2 separate regions of the Homo sapiens genome follow, and region 1 is linked to region 2. A link is a contact called in ENCODE Hi-C or POLR2A ChIA-PET data. All regions are on one chromosome and are shown on one strand. The core of a region is the stretch at or near the end of the contact, and the rest is flanking DNA. Distances in the headings are between cores, read along the strand shown.

The links. Hi-C counts contacts between places; a loop is a spot of excess contacts on that map. ChIA-PET counts read pairs that join two places held with the same protein, here RNA polymerase II (POLR2A). Pooled maps may share reads with other maps.
Region 1: a loop to region 2 is called in a map of CD14-positive monocyte, with 12 times the contacts of the local background. The contact joins the enhancer-like site here to the promoter of ZNF83 in region 2. A Hi-C loop is called at or near these places in 2 of 168 maps with a recorded cell type or tissue (CD14-positive monocyte and CD8-positive, alpha-beta T cell) and 4 of 50 pooled maps. POLR2A ChIA-PET finds 5 or more read pairs at or near these places in 1 of 52 experiments (H1).

The regions. Positions count from the first base shown.
Region 1 is chr19:53,824,662-53,831,510 of GRCh38, forward strand. No RefSeq gene overlaps it. Among named protein-coding and RNA genes, the nearest start is that of NLRP12, 3.8 kb to the left of the region's middle. RefSeq lists enhancers at 4,894-5,663, 6,434-6,849. Within about 2 kb of position 5,475, at least 3 of the 41 ENCODE cell types and tissues checked have a DNase peak (open chromatin) inside an H3K27ac peak, as active enhancers do; they include CD14-positive monocyte, where a contact is called at or near this core.
Region 2 is chr19:52,634,075-52,641,276 of GRCh38, forward strand. ZNF83 (zinc finger protein 83) reads right to left here and starts at 4,281. Exons shown (of 3, transcript NM_018300.4): 1 at 4,238-4,281; 2 at 992-1,079. LOC137778871 (a long non-coding RNA gene) reads left to right here. Exons shown (of 3, transcript NR_197425.1): 3 at 591-1,505. It also overlaps the pseudogene LOC124904757. RefSeq lists enhancers at 3,209-3,727, 3,728-4,245, 3,999-4,118 and a silencer at 4,329-4,528.

The DNA.
Region 1 (6,849 bases), core at 4,225-6,724, 1.2 Mb after region 2:
TTGGCTCACCGCAACCTCTGCCTCCCAGGTTCAAGCGATTCTCCCACCTCAGCTTCCCTTGAGTAGCTGGGATTACAGGCGCCGGACACCACACCCAGCTAATTTTTGTGGTTTTAGAAGAGACAGGGTTTCACCATGTTGGTCAGGCTGGTCTCGAACTCCTGACCTCAGGTGATCCACCCGCCTCAGCCTTCCAAAGTGCTAGGATTACAGGTGTGAGCCACCGTCCCTGGCTTTTTTTTTTTTTTTTTTCTTTGAGTCAGAGTCTCACTCTGCCACCCAGGCTAGAGTTCACTGGCGTGATCTCAGCTCACTGCAACCTCCGCCTCCCAGGTTCCAGCGATTCTCCCACCTCAGCCTCTCAAGTAGCTGGGACCACAGACATGCGCCACCATGCCCAGCTAAGTTTTTGTAGTTTTGGTAGAGACAAGGTCTTCTTATGTTGCCCAGGCTGGCCTTGAACTCCTGAGCTCAAACGATCCGCCCACCTCAGCCTTCCAAAGTGCTGGGATTACAGGCATGAGCCACTGAGCCCAGCCTCAGGGAGAATTATTAAGGACCTCACGTAGGTCTGCTATTTTTTTTCTGTTCTCTCAGTCACAAGAGTGGCATGAGAGGGACTTTGCGGTAGGCAGGATGATGGTCCCCAAAGATATTCATGTCCTAATGGCCAGAACCTGTGACATTTCACCCTACATAGCAAAAGAGACTTAGCATATGTGACCAAATGAAGGCACTTCAGATGGGGACATTATCCTGGTTATCTGGGCAGGACCCATGGAATCACAAGAGTCTTTTTTTTGAGACAGAGTCTTGCTCTGTTGCCCAGGCTGGAGTGCAGTGGCACGAACTCGGATCACTGCAAGCTCCGCCTCCCAGGTTCACACCATTCTCCTGCCTCAGCCTTCCGTATAGCTGGGACTACAGGTGCCCGCCAACACGCCTGGCTAATTCTCTTTTTTTTGTATTTTTAGTAGAGATGGGGTTTCACCATGTTAGCCAGGATGGTCTTGATCTCCTGACTTCGTGATCCACCTGCCTCAGCCTCCCAAAGTGCTGGGATTACAGGCGTGAGCCACCGCACCCAGCCACAAGAGTCTTTATAAGAAGAAGACAGGAGGGTTAGTGTAAGAGGAAGATGTGACTGGGTGCAATGGCTCATGCCTGTAATCCTAGCACTTGGGGAGGCCAAGGCAGGTAGATCACCTGAGGCCAGGAGTTTCACACCAGACTGGTCAACACAGTGAGGCCCCATCTCTACAAAATATGTGTTAGCAGAATTTATGAATTCTGATGGAAGAGCAAGTTTATAATTCCCTCTGTCTCCTGCATCATGCCAACTTTGTTTCATGCTCCTAATCAATTAAGACCCCTCAGACACACACACACACACACACACACACACACACACACACACACACACACAAAAGCCTTCATAGCCAGGCGCAGTGGCTCACACCTGTAATCCCAGCACTTTGGGAGACTGAGGCGGGCAGATCACCTGAGGTCAGGAGTTTGAGACCAGCCTGGCCAACATGGTGAAACCCCGTCTCTACTAAAAATACAAAAATTAGCCGGGCTTGGTGGCACGCACCTGTAATCCCAGCTACTTGGGAGGCTGAGGCAGGAGAATCACTTGAACCCGGGAAGCAGAGGTTGCAGTGAGCCGAGACTGCGCCACTGCACTCCAGCCTGGGCAACAGAGCGAGACTCTGTCTCAAAAAAAGAAAAAAAAAATTAGCTGGGGTTTGGTGGCGGGTGCCTGTAGTCCCAGCTACTCAGGAGGCTGGGGCAGGAAAATCACTTGAACTCAGGAGGCGGAGGTTGCAATGAGCCAAGATCCCGCCATTGCACTCCAGCCTGGGTGACAGAGTAAGACTCCGTCTCAAAACAAAACAAAAAAAACCTTCACAGCTTTTTATGAGACATTCTCCCACATCCAGTCCCTTCCAGGACTAATATTCTGTTGCATGGCATGCAGCAGTTTTGAGCAGGGGAGGGATGGAGTCAGGTCTGGGTTAAGGAAGATTCCTCAAGGCCCTTGTGGAAGGCAGACCAAACAGAGGAGGCCTGGATTGGGAGAGCGAGAAGCTGAAGCCTTCATGTTTCAGGAGATGGAGATAATGCCTGAGTAAGGGCAGGCGGTGGGTGCATCCTGGGAGTGTGGGGATGGCAGTGATCATTAGAGGGGAGGAGAAAGGTTTGGCAAACCTGAACTACCTACAGACCCCATCTGAGCTTCCTCAAGTGGCTCACGACGCAGGCTCCTTCCACGCCACTGCTGCAGGTGGTGGTAAAACTAATTTCTAGGAATTCGGAAGCGAGGCTTGGGGGAAGCTGAATCCACATCTGTCTACTTCATGCTTCCACTTTCAAGATAGAACTTTCTCATGGGGAAAGAAGAGAATTGGCAACTTCTATAGCTGCTTCTGGGCTTAGTGCCATTTCTGGAAACACAAGAATGAATCTAAAGACAAGGAATGCCATTTTCCTTTTTTTTTCTTTTTTTTTTTTTGTTTTTAGTAGATGGGGTTTCACCATGTTGCCCAGGATGGCCTTCAACTCCTGAGCTCAAGCGATCCTCCCACCTCGGCCTCCCAAAGTGCTGGGATTACAGGCATGAGACACCGCACCCAGCCCAATTTTCCTTTTTTAAAAAATTTTTTTGCTGGGTGCAGTGGCTCACGCCTGTAATCCCAGCATTTTGGGAGGCTGAGGCGGGTGGATCATTTGAGGTCAGGAGTTCAAGACCAGCCTGGCCAACATGGTGAAACCCCATCTCTACTAAAAATACAAAAATAACCTGGGTATGGTGGTGGGCACCTGTAATCCCAGCTACTTGGGAGGCTGAGGCAGAAGAATCACTTGAACCCAGGAGTGGAGGTTGCAGTGAGCCGAGATCACATCACTGCATTCCAGGCTGGGTAACAGAGACACCATCTCAAATAAATAAATAAATAAATAAATAAATAATAGAAGTTGTCACCACCACCTGCTTGCCACTCCCTTGAATTCTTTCCTGTGTGAAGCCAAGAACTATCCCGGGGTAAGCCCTGTTTTGGGGCCTCACTTGCCTAGCATCACAAGGATAAACCCATTCAAAGCAGGTGCTAATTTGCCCTGTTGGTTTTCAACTAGAAGAGAAATTATTATCATCAGGGACATTTATAAAAATTATATATAGAAGGCTGGGTGTGGTGGCTCACGCCTGTAGTCCCAGCACTTTCGGAGGCCAAGGTGGGCAGATCACTTGAGGTCAGGAGTTTGAGACCAGCCCGGCCAACATGGCGAAACCCCGTCTCTACTAAAAATACAAAAATTAGCCGGATGTGCTATCGCGCACCTGTAATTCCAGCTACTCGGGGGGCTGAGGCACGAGAATCACTTGAACCTTGGAGGTGGAGGTTGCAGTGAGCCGAGATCACGCCACTGCACTCCAGCCTGGGTGACTGAGTGAGACTCTGTCTCAACAACAACAACAAATTAAAAATAAAAAAATAAATAAAAATACAAAAATTATCCAGGCATGGTGGCGTGTGCCTGTAATCCCAGCTACTCGGGAGGCTGTGGCAGGACAATCTCCTGAACCTGGGAGGCGGAGGTTGCAGTAAGCCGAGATCACACCACTGCACTCCAGCCTGGGCCACAGAGTGAGACTCCGTCTCAAAAAAAAAAATTATATATAGATGAAATATTTTATATACATTACAATAAGAATTATAAATATATAAATATGTATATGAAATTGGTCCCTCTCTAGACTTCCTGAATCAGGATCTTGGTGGGGCAGGGGCCATCAAACATATGTTTCTTTTTCCTTTTTTTCTTATATTAATTTTTTGAATAGAGATGAGGTCTCACTATGTTGCCCAAGCTGGTCTGGAACACCTGAGCTCAAGTGATCCTCCCACCTCAGCCTCCCAAAGTGCTGGGATTACAAGTGTGAACCACCACGCCTGGCTAAATACATGTTTTTATAATATAAAGCTCCCCTAGTGATTCTGCTGAGAAACATTTCTCTGTGTTAGTACTAGAAAGGCACAGAGAAATGCTTGTTTTTCTATCAGCAGAATTTCCCTTTTGCCATTCCGGAAGAGACCTGTTTCCTTTGAGGGAATACTTTGAGAAGTCACTTGAGTATGAAATCTGTTAACTGGAGAAATTTTGCAGTATGGTGTTTGCTTGTTTGCAGGTAAAACTAAATCATTCAGGATAAAAAGGCATTTTAGAAGCCACGTGGGGAAAGGCAGAAGGAAAGGAAATAGGAGGTGTCAGGTGCCTGGGAAGAACATTTGGAGGGTTTATGGAGATGAGTAATAGGAATTTAAATTGCTTTACTATATGGTGTACGATGAAAACTGTCTTCTACCCCAACCAAACCCATCATCAGTAAAACCTATGCTGCTCGCTAGCACGTTGTGAACATGGATTTGCTGCGTTTTTTTGTTTTGTTTTTTTGCTTTTTCTGAGACAGTTTCGCTCTTTCTGCCCAGGCTGGAGTGCAATGGCGCCATCTTGGCTCACTGCAATCTCCTCTTCTCGGGTTCAAGCGATTCTCGTGCCTCAGCCTCCAAGTAGCTGGGACCACAGGCGCGTGCCACTACACCCGGCTAATTTTTGTATTTTTAGTAGAGACAGGGTTTCACTGTGTTGGTCAGGCTGGTCTCAAACTCCTGACCTCAGGTGATCTACCTGCCTCGGCCTCCCAAAGTGCTGGGATTACAGGCGTGAGCCACCATGCCTGGCCTGATTTGCTTTTACAGGCAGTGTGACAAAATGGTGTCTCTAACTGGCATTGAATGACTGTCCCGTGGGAGGCCACATCTGAGGTTTCTGTGCCTCTTTGTTGTCACATAGAGAGGATACCGAGTGCTACCCACTGTTCCCATGACCATCACCAGCATCACTAGCTCACCACGAACTGGCTAGAAAATGGAAATCATCATTCTCCACCTATGAATGGGGAAACTGAGGCTGAGAGGGAAGCTCTGAGTGTGTGGCCTACACAGCAGTGCTGGAAAATGATGGAGACGACTCTGAAAGCCAGTTCTGGCTCCAAACTTCAAGCAGCTAAAATCCTCATCAGCTTGTACAATGAGGCCAACCCTCCAATTTGAAAGAGGGATAGACTGAGGTCCAAAGTAGCAAAGTCACCTGCAGACCATCATATAGCACTCAAAAGTTGCCCAGGGGCTGCTAGGATGCAGTCTTCTTCTTCCTTTTTTTTTTTTTTTCTAATGAGATGGAGTCTTGCTCTGTCACAAGGCTGGAGTGCAGTGATGTTATCTCAGCTCACTGCAACCTCCACCTCCTGGGTTCAAGCAATTCTCCTGTCTCCGCATCCCGGGTAGCTGCGATTACAGGCACCTGCCACCACTCCCAGCTAATTTTTGTATTTTTAGTAGAGACGGATGATCTCGATCTCCTGACCTCGTGATCCACCCGCCTCGGCCTTCCAAAGTGCTGGGGTTACAGGCGTGAGCCACCGCGCCCAGCCACAGTCACTTTCATCAGGGCCTGAGTGTAGGGGTTGTGAAACTTCCTCCCCTGTGAGCTATGTCCTCACTTTTACCACAGACCCTGGCAGGAAACATCCTGGCTGTGACTTTCCCTGTGGGTTTTAGGAACAGTTGCACAGGGTCCAGCCCCACCACAGGCTCCACTACCCTTGCCCTGATCAATCGGGAAGATTCAGCCACAGCTGATGGTACTAAAACTTTGGTTTTTTTTTTTTTTTGAGATGGAATCTCACTCTGTTGCCCAGACTGGAGTGCAGTGGTGCCTTCTCAGCTCACTGCAACCTCCGCTTCCCAGGTTTAAGTGATTCTCATGTCTCAGTCTCCGCAGTAGCTGGGATTACAGGCACCCACCACCATGCCCGGCTAAGTTTTGTATTTTTAGTAGAGATGGGGTTTCACCATGTTGGCCAGGCTGGTCTCGAACTCCTGACCTCAAGTGATCTGCCCGCCTTGGCCTCCCAAAGTCCTGAAATTACAGGCATGAGCCACCTCACTCAGCCGGATGATACTTAAAACTTAGTATCAGGGAGAAGTAGGTGGCACTTAAAGAAAATGTATTATGTTCCTTCCTTCTCAGACCAATAATCTCCCTCTGTATTAGCTAAGTTTCCTCAGAGAAACAGAATCAATGGAAGGGAGACATCCACACACAGAGAGTTAGAGAGAAAGGGATTTATTATGGGGACTGGCTCACAGGCATGCAGAGCCCTAGGAGTTGCACCATCTGCCAGCTGCCAGCTGTAGAAGCAGGAAAGCTGGTGTGGAATTCACTCCAGGACCAAAGGCCTGGGAACCAGGAGCTCCGATGTCCTAGGGCAAGAGAAGATGGACTTTCCAGTTTAAAAAAAGAGGGCAGGCTGGGCGTGGCAGCTCACGCCTGTAATCCCAGCACTTTGGGAGGCCGAGGTGGGCAGATTACCTGAGGTCAGGAGTTCGAGCTCCACCTGACCAACATGGAGAAACCCCATCTCTACTAAAAATACAAAATTAGCTGGGTGTGGTGGCACATGCCTGTAATCCCAGTTACTCGGGAGGCTGAGGCAGGAGGATCGCTTGGACTCAGGAGGCGGAGGTTGCGGTGAGCCAAGATAGCACCATAGTACTCCAGCCTGGGCAAAAAAAAGGGCAGGCCGGGCGCAGTGTCTCAAACCTGTAATCCTAGCATTTTGGGAGGATGAGCCAGGAGGATTGCTCGAGCCCAGGAGTTTGAGACCAGCCTGGGCTGTCAGGCCTCTGAGCCCAAGCCAAGCCATCGCATCCCCTGTGACCTGCACGTATACGCCCAGATGGCCTGAAGTAACTAAAGAATCACAAAAGAAGTGAATATGCC
Region 2 (7,202 bases), core at 3,031-5,530:
GCCTGGCCAACGTGATGAAACCCTGTGTCTACTAAAAATACAAAAAGATTAGCCGGGTGTGGTGGCATGTACCTGTAATCTCAGCTACTCAGGAGGCTGAGGTAGGAGAATCACTTGAACTCAGAAGGCAGAGGTTGCAGTAAGCCAAGATCAGGCCGTTGCACTCCAGCCTGGGTGACAGAGCAAGACTCCATCTCAAAGCAACAACAATAATAATAATAATAATAATAGGTGGAATGAGAATATGGCTCCATCCTCTAGGATACAAAAGTGCTTCTCCCATAGTTGAGAAAAATAGTAACTATTTTTACCAAAAACACCTGTTTCAGAAGCCTCTTAACACCACAATCTCCACGAGCTTAATGTGCTAAGAATGGTTTAAAGAATCTCCTGCTATTATTCAGGTTGATTTCCTATTCTTAAAATAATGATGGAATAAAACACCTTGTATCATGCATGTCTGTGTATGAACTTTCCATTCTAATTAGTAAGATTTTTGGAGTCAGAAACAAAGTAACTCACTAAATTACCTAAAAATATAGTATAAAATCAGGGAGAAAAGATTTCCCCTTATTTGTCTCCTTTTCTAGAATTTACCACATACTTCGTGGACATTAATACGTGACTTCCATTGGCAGCTGCTCTAATCCTGGTCCACAGAGAGTTGACAGAGCATCCAGATGTGGCCCCTGAACAATCCCTGCTGCCCAACAGCACTGACACCACGGGACCCTCACCCCGTCTCCATCCATGTCTGGGTGTGGGCCCTTACCAGGACCATGCCCAGTGCAGCCTCTTCCCAAGTTCATGTGATTGGGTCACAAGAGATGGAATCTAAGTGAGATGAGAGGGACTGAGGGAAGGCATGGGTGAGTGTGAGCAAACCTGTCAGGCAGGACACTTCTTGAGACCCAGAGAAGATTCCCAACTCCAAGGCCCAGGGTTTCTGAAAGGAAAGAGACAGAACAATCCACCGAGAATATCATCTCACCTGAGGAAGAACCATTCCTGACGCCTTTGCTTTCCTCTTCCCCTTCCGGGTTTCTTCCTCATGTACCAAGAGTCCTTAGAAGTCAATCCTGAATGTTAAAAATATGTTGTTTATTGCTCAGAATCAATACACCCCATTCCTGTAACATAACAACACATACAAAGGAGACCTCACCCTGAGGAAATATGGTCCCCTCTGCTGCCCACTGCACCAGAGACGATAAACTCCTACAGGAAAACTCCCGCACCCTTCTGGAGAAGCCCACACCACACCCTTCTGGAGGAGTCCACACACGCTGCAGCAGTGGGGAGCTGGGCTGGAATGAGCTCCTCTTCAGGGCGCAGACCCAGCCCTGACCAAACCCCATGCAGAAACTGGGTGCAGTGGCTCATGCCTGTCATCCCAGCACTCTGGGAGGCTGAGGCAGGTGGATCGCTTAATCTCAGGGGTTTGAGATCAGCCTGGGCAACATGGTGAAACCCCATCTTTGCCAAAAATACAAAAACATAGCCAGGCATGAAGGTACACGTCTGTGTGTCTATGTTCCCAGCTACTTAGGAAGCTGAGGAGACAGAATCGCTTAAGCTCAGGAATTAGAGACCAGCCTGCCAACATGTTGAAACCCTCTACTAGAAATACAAAAATTGGGCTGGCCACAGTGGCTCATGCCTGTAATACTAGCACTCTGAAAGGCCAAGGTGGGCAGATTGTTTGACGTCAGGAGTTCGAGAGTAGCCTGGGCTACATGGTGAAACTCCATCTCTACTAAAAATACAAAAAGTAGCTGGGCTTGGTGGGCGTCTGTAATCCCAGCTAGTTGGGAGGCTGAAGCAAGAGAATCGCATGAATCTGGGAAGCTGAGATTGTGGTGAGCCGAAATCACGCCACTGCACTCCAGCCTGGGAAACAACAGGGAAATTCCAACTCAAAAAAAAAAAAAAACTATGTAGACCACGTGCGGTGGCTCTTTCCTGTAATCTCAGTACTCTGGGCGGCCAAGGCAGGAGGATACTTTGAGCCCAGGATTTTGAGACTAGCCTGGGAAACACAGTGAAACCTCGTTTCTACAAAAAAAAAAAAAAGAAAGAAAAAGAAAACTAGCCGGGCTTCTTGGTGGCTCATCACTGTGGTCCCAGCTACTTAGGAAGCTGACGTAGGAGGATTACTTGAGCCCAGGAGGACCAGGCTGCAGTTAAAGATCATGCCACTGCATTCCAGCCTAGGCAATTGGCCAGACCCTGTCTCTTAATGTTAGTTAATTAATTAAGTTAAAAATTATGTGTTAACAGAAAGGGATTTTTTTCTCACTTCACTGCCCCACTCCCTACCCCACTCTGGGAAAAGGGAACAGAGTGACTCACAAGTGAATAAGTCACTCCACTGTAGCTGAATAGGGATTCCAAGTGGAAGCTAACCTCTGAGGCCAACATTCATAGAATGTACATGTCTTATAGATAGGATTCTTAAAATTCTCAATCTCATCTGTATAATTTAAGCAGTTTTAAGTTACTAGATTATATACAAAGAAGTCAAATGTCACAACTAATCGTATCCAATGAACTCACCCACTCATCTAAACCCAAAGTCCTCCGCCCCTTTTTTTCTTTTGAGACAGGGTCTTGCTCTGTTGACCAGGCTGGAGTGCAGTGACATGATCTCGGCTCACTGCAGCCTGGACCTCCTGGGTTCAAGTGATCCTTCTGCCTCGGCCTTCAGAGTAGCTGGGATTACAGGTGCACACTATCATGCCCGGTTGTTTTTTTTTTTTTTTGGTAGAGATGGGGGTCTCACTATGTTGCCCAAGCTAGACTCGAACTCCTGTACTCAAGCAATCTTCTTGCCTCAGTCTCCTAAAGTGCTGGGATTACAGGCGTAAGCCACTGCGCCCAGCCCATCTTTCTTCATTACTGTGCTTCCCTCCCTAATTGTGTACATATCTCTCATTCTCCCCTTCTCTCTCTAGCTCTTGTTTTCTTTTCTTTTTACCTGGCATTCTGCTCCTCATTTTGTACCCCTCTCCTCTCCTGCTGTTTATCCCCTTCTTCCCTCTATTCCTTCTCTTCCACCTCTTCTGCTCCATCCTCGCAACTTACCTAACTTCTTGCTGTTCCTTCTCCCCAATCGTTCTATCGTCCTCAATCTTGATATATTTCCGCCTCTTCTCCCATCTCTGTGCATCCTCTGCTCTCCCTGTTAAATTCCGTCTTCCCTGTTATACCCCCTGTCCCCAATATGTGGAACCACAGATCCCCAGGTGTCCTCCCTGCTGTGGTTCTCCCTCTGTTCTCCTTGCCACCAGCACCACTCTGCTCTGTCTGCCCTGGCTCCAAATCCCTCCTCCTCTCCCTCACTCTGATGAGATTCCCTCTTTGCTGCCCCTCTCCCTACCTTGCTGTCCTTCATCTCTCTGTACATCTAGGTTTCTCTACGTTTCTCCAGTTACTTTTCTCCTCCTGCTTTCTTTTTTTTTCTTTTCACTTTTGCTGTCTCTTGACAAATCCATCACCCACCCTCTACTTTGCCCTCTGTTATGGGTCTTTCTCATTCTTTTCTCTGTCTCAGCTTTTCTACTGCTCTGTCTCCCAATGCCTTTGGCCGACACAATCACAGGAGGGTTTGGATAAGACGCCTGCATCCCGGAGGAGCTCGTTTTCCGGGGGCTGGAGCTGGGCAGGCAAGAACACCCCGTGTCACAGGACAGGCCCCGGGTACCTCCCCAACGCGGGTTCAGGGGAAGAGGTGACTGTGGAGGAGAGACCTGTGGAGCAGCAGGGCCCGCCACGAGGAGGGAGGTGGGGGGGAGACGGCGCCTTAAGACAAGGTTGGGGTCTGCAGGATTCCAGGACCAGGCAAAGTACGCGGCCTCCCTGGGACTGGGGCCCTGGCGCTGCGCTCCAGTGGCCTACGAAGGCGAGGGTGGGAGGCGCCCAGGGCGGGAATCCAGCTCTCGGGTGAGGACTTTAAAAAGCGAGGGGCGGGAGGAGTCAGAAAACAGTTTTGAGCAGGAAAACTACGCGACAGGAAGTGTATACATCGCCCTACAGCAGAAAGACCGGGGACAGCCCAGCCTCAGGGCGACTTTAAACCCAAAAGGAAGCGATATCCGGACTCTCATGGGGACGTCTCAATTTGTCCTGGGTGAAGGAAGAAGGGAGAGAATTTCCAGGTCTGTGGGGACCCCACGTCTCAGGTACAGCAGCGCCGGGGACCTGGTAAGCGCAGACTTAATAGAAGAGCGAAACTCACCGCCACGGTGTAACTTTCACTCCACATAATCCGCTTCCGGGTTTGCGCGCATGTGCGCGCGCAGTACAGAAGCCAGGTCTGGGCGGGGCCCGCGAGGTGGGCGGGGCCTGGATGAGGTAGGGGCGGGGTGGGAAGCCGAGAGACTTTCCCCTTTAGAACCAGCAGTGGGCGGGGCCAGGGCGGGACCTGTGAGTCTCTCAGCATCGTTCCCAGCGCAGAGGCATTTTTCGGGTTTTGGAGGCGAGACCGGCCAGGAAGGCTGAGGCATGATTCAAAAGCCCTGGAATTATCTGGAACGGGGATGCAAACTAGAATGTGAAATGCAAAGCCCTGCCTGGGCGGAAGGTACAATTTCATGCTGATAGCCCACAGAACCGAATAGAAATCCTCTCCCTTTCTATTCTCCATTCACTTGGGAGAGAGTCCACGCTGTGCTCAGCTTTAGAGACTCAGGCCACTGCCTGAGATGCAGGATGGAGTGCTCAGGCCAAGGATGGGTGAGGTCACCACCTGCGGCTTAAACACAGCTGGGATATGGGCGCGGGAGTGGGAGCCTGAGGTCCCAGCTATTCAGGAAGCAGCGGCGGGAGGATCGCCGAGCCTGGGAGTTCAGGCCAGCCTGGGCGACAAAGTAACACCCCCTCCCGCAGGGCTCCCTTCCTCGTCTCTCTCTCTCTTTTCTTTTTTATAATAAAATTTTTGATGATGTTACATAGGGATCCAACATTATTCTTTTCCACGTGGATATCCAGTTAGTTGTCCCAGCGTATTTGTGTAAGAGATCTATCAGTTTCTTTTTTTGTTTCTTGAGATGGAGTTTTGCTCTAGTTGACCAGGCTGGAGTGCAATGGCGCGATCTCTGTCTCCCAGGTTCAATCGATTCTCATGCCTCTATCTCCCAAGTAGCTGGGATCACAGGGATGTGCCACCATGCCCTGCTAATTTTGTATTTTTAGTAGAGATGGGATTTCTCCATGTTGGTCAGGTTGGTCTCAAATTTCCGACCTCAAGTAATCCGCCCGCCTCGGCCTCCCAAAGTGCTGGGATTACAGGTGTGAGCCACCGCGCCCGGCTTATTTTCTTTTATATATTTAGTTTTTTCTATTTTTTTTTTTTTTTTTTTTTGAGGCAGAGTTTTCTTTTTTGGCCAGGCTGGAATGCGGTGGCGAGATCTGGGCTCACTGCAGCCTCTGCCTCCTGGGTTGAACCGATTTTCCTGTCTCAGCCTCCGGAGTAGTTGACATTACAGACGCGCACAACCATGCCCGGCTAATTTTTGTATTTTCGATACAAACGAGGTTTCACTATATTGGCTAGGCTGGTCTCGAACTTCTGACTTCAAGTGATCTGACTGCCTCAGCCTCTGAAAGTGCTGGGATTATAGTCATAAGCCACACTTCCTGGCCCAAAAAATATTCATTTCTTTACTCTTTAAATTTTGAGAAAATATAATGGAAAACAAAAAAAATCTTCCCCCCAATGAGAAATCATCTTCACGATGATAATAGTGAAAGAAATAAAAACCACATTATTAATAAGTAAGCCTTAAACCAGAATGTGATGGGAAATTGAGGCAAACAGCTAAGAGGTTGAAAAGAGACAAGGAAACTTCACTGTTCTATACAACCCATTGAGTACATGTTTTCAAGATAAACACTAATCAGTCCTCAGGGAAGAGGACTTGACAACACTCTTGGTCACACATAGTTCATCCTGGCTCTATTTGGTAATGGAGGTGACCATCTGTGTCAGCTAATTAGCTTCATCCAGAGGGAGGGGGAAAACCCTAACCCATGTCTTTTTGACGAGTGTGAGTTTTACAACATAGCGACGCGTGCCCTCTCTGGTCAGGCGCCTACAATCCGACAGAAACTGACGTCAGCAGTAAATAATAAAATTTAGAATGTAAGATTAAGTACTGAGTTTATGTGAACACAAAGCTTGAAGAAAGCCACCTGGAAACACCAACTCCAAATAAATGAGATCGGCGTTCCAAAGTAGAGACGTTAAGGTTTCACACACAGGGAAAGACAGAGAATCTTTAGCAGAATCATGACAGCTTTCATTCAAGCCCAGTGCATAGGTTGCAGCAACTTGATTGGTTATGGATTGATACAATTCGAGGAAGGTCACTTTATCACTCCATAAGAAGTAACAATGATCCCATGAGGTCTTATCTCTGGGGCTGCTTAGTCTTCCTAATTATTAACAGGAAAACTCTTTTTTGTTTTTCTTTGAGAGGCAGTATTGCTCTGTCGCCCAGTGGTGCAATCTCAGCTCACTGCAACCTCCACCTCCTGGGTTCAAGCAGTTCTACTGACTCTAATTGTCAGTCCTCTCTGCAACCAGCGCCCCAGTCCACCCCTTTACTGAGGTCCCTGCCCTCCCCACTGCGCTGCCCCAGACTGAGGGGGGAGTTCGCCCCGACTGCAGGACTCTGCCTGCTCAAACAAGGCGCTTTGCATTAAAACCATTTTCAACTTAAGAGGAAAAACGATTCAGTGTTCAGTACAGGTGTCCTACTACAACATGTTGTTTTATCTTCGATTGTCTGAAACACTAACTTGAAATGGGCAGGAAACATCCCTGTGATATTAGGGGTAATATCACGGCACATCAGAACCAATCCACCAATCAGAACTCGGAGGATTTAGTCCAGGCGGGCAAGAGGATGACAGCAGGCGACATCTGGGGCCCAGCTGAGGAGAGAGCCCGAACCCGACCCTTGCCGGCCCCCACCCTTCAGAACAACACCCCCTCCAGACCCCGCCCCCAAGATGACGATAACCCTCTGGTTCTGCCCTTTCCCATTGTATGGCCTGGCCCCCAGGCGGCCTCCTCCCTCTTGCCCCGCCCCAGTCTTGTTCCAGGCACCGCCCCCACGCTCTAGCTCTCCTAGGTTCCTGCTTAAGTTTATACACTCATGGTCCACAGAGTCCTAAGCAGAAATATGGAAGACACCAAG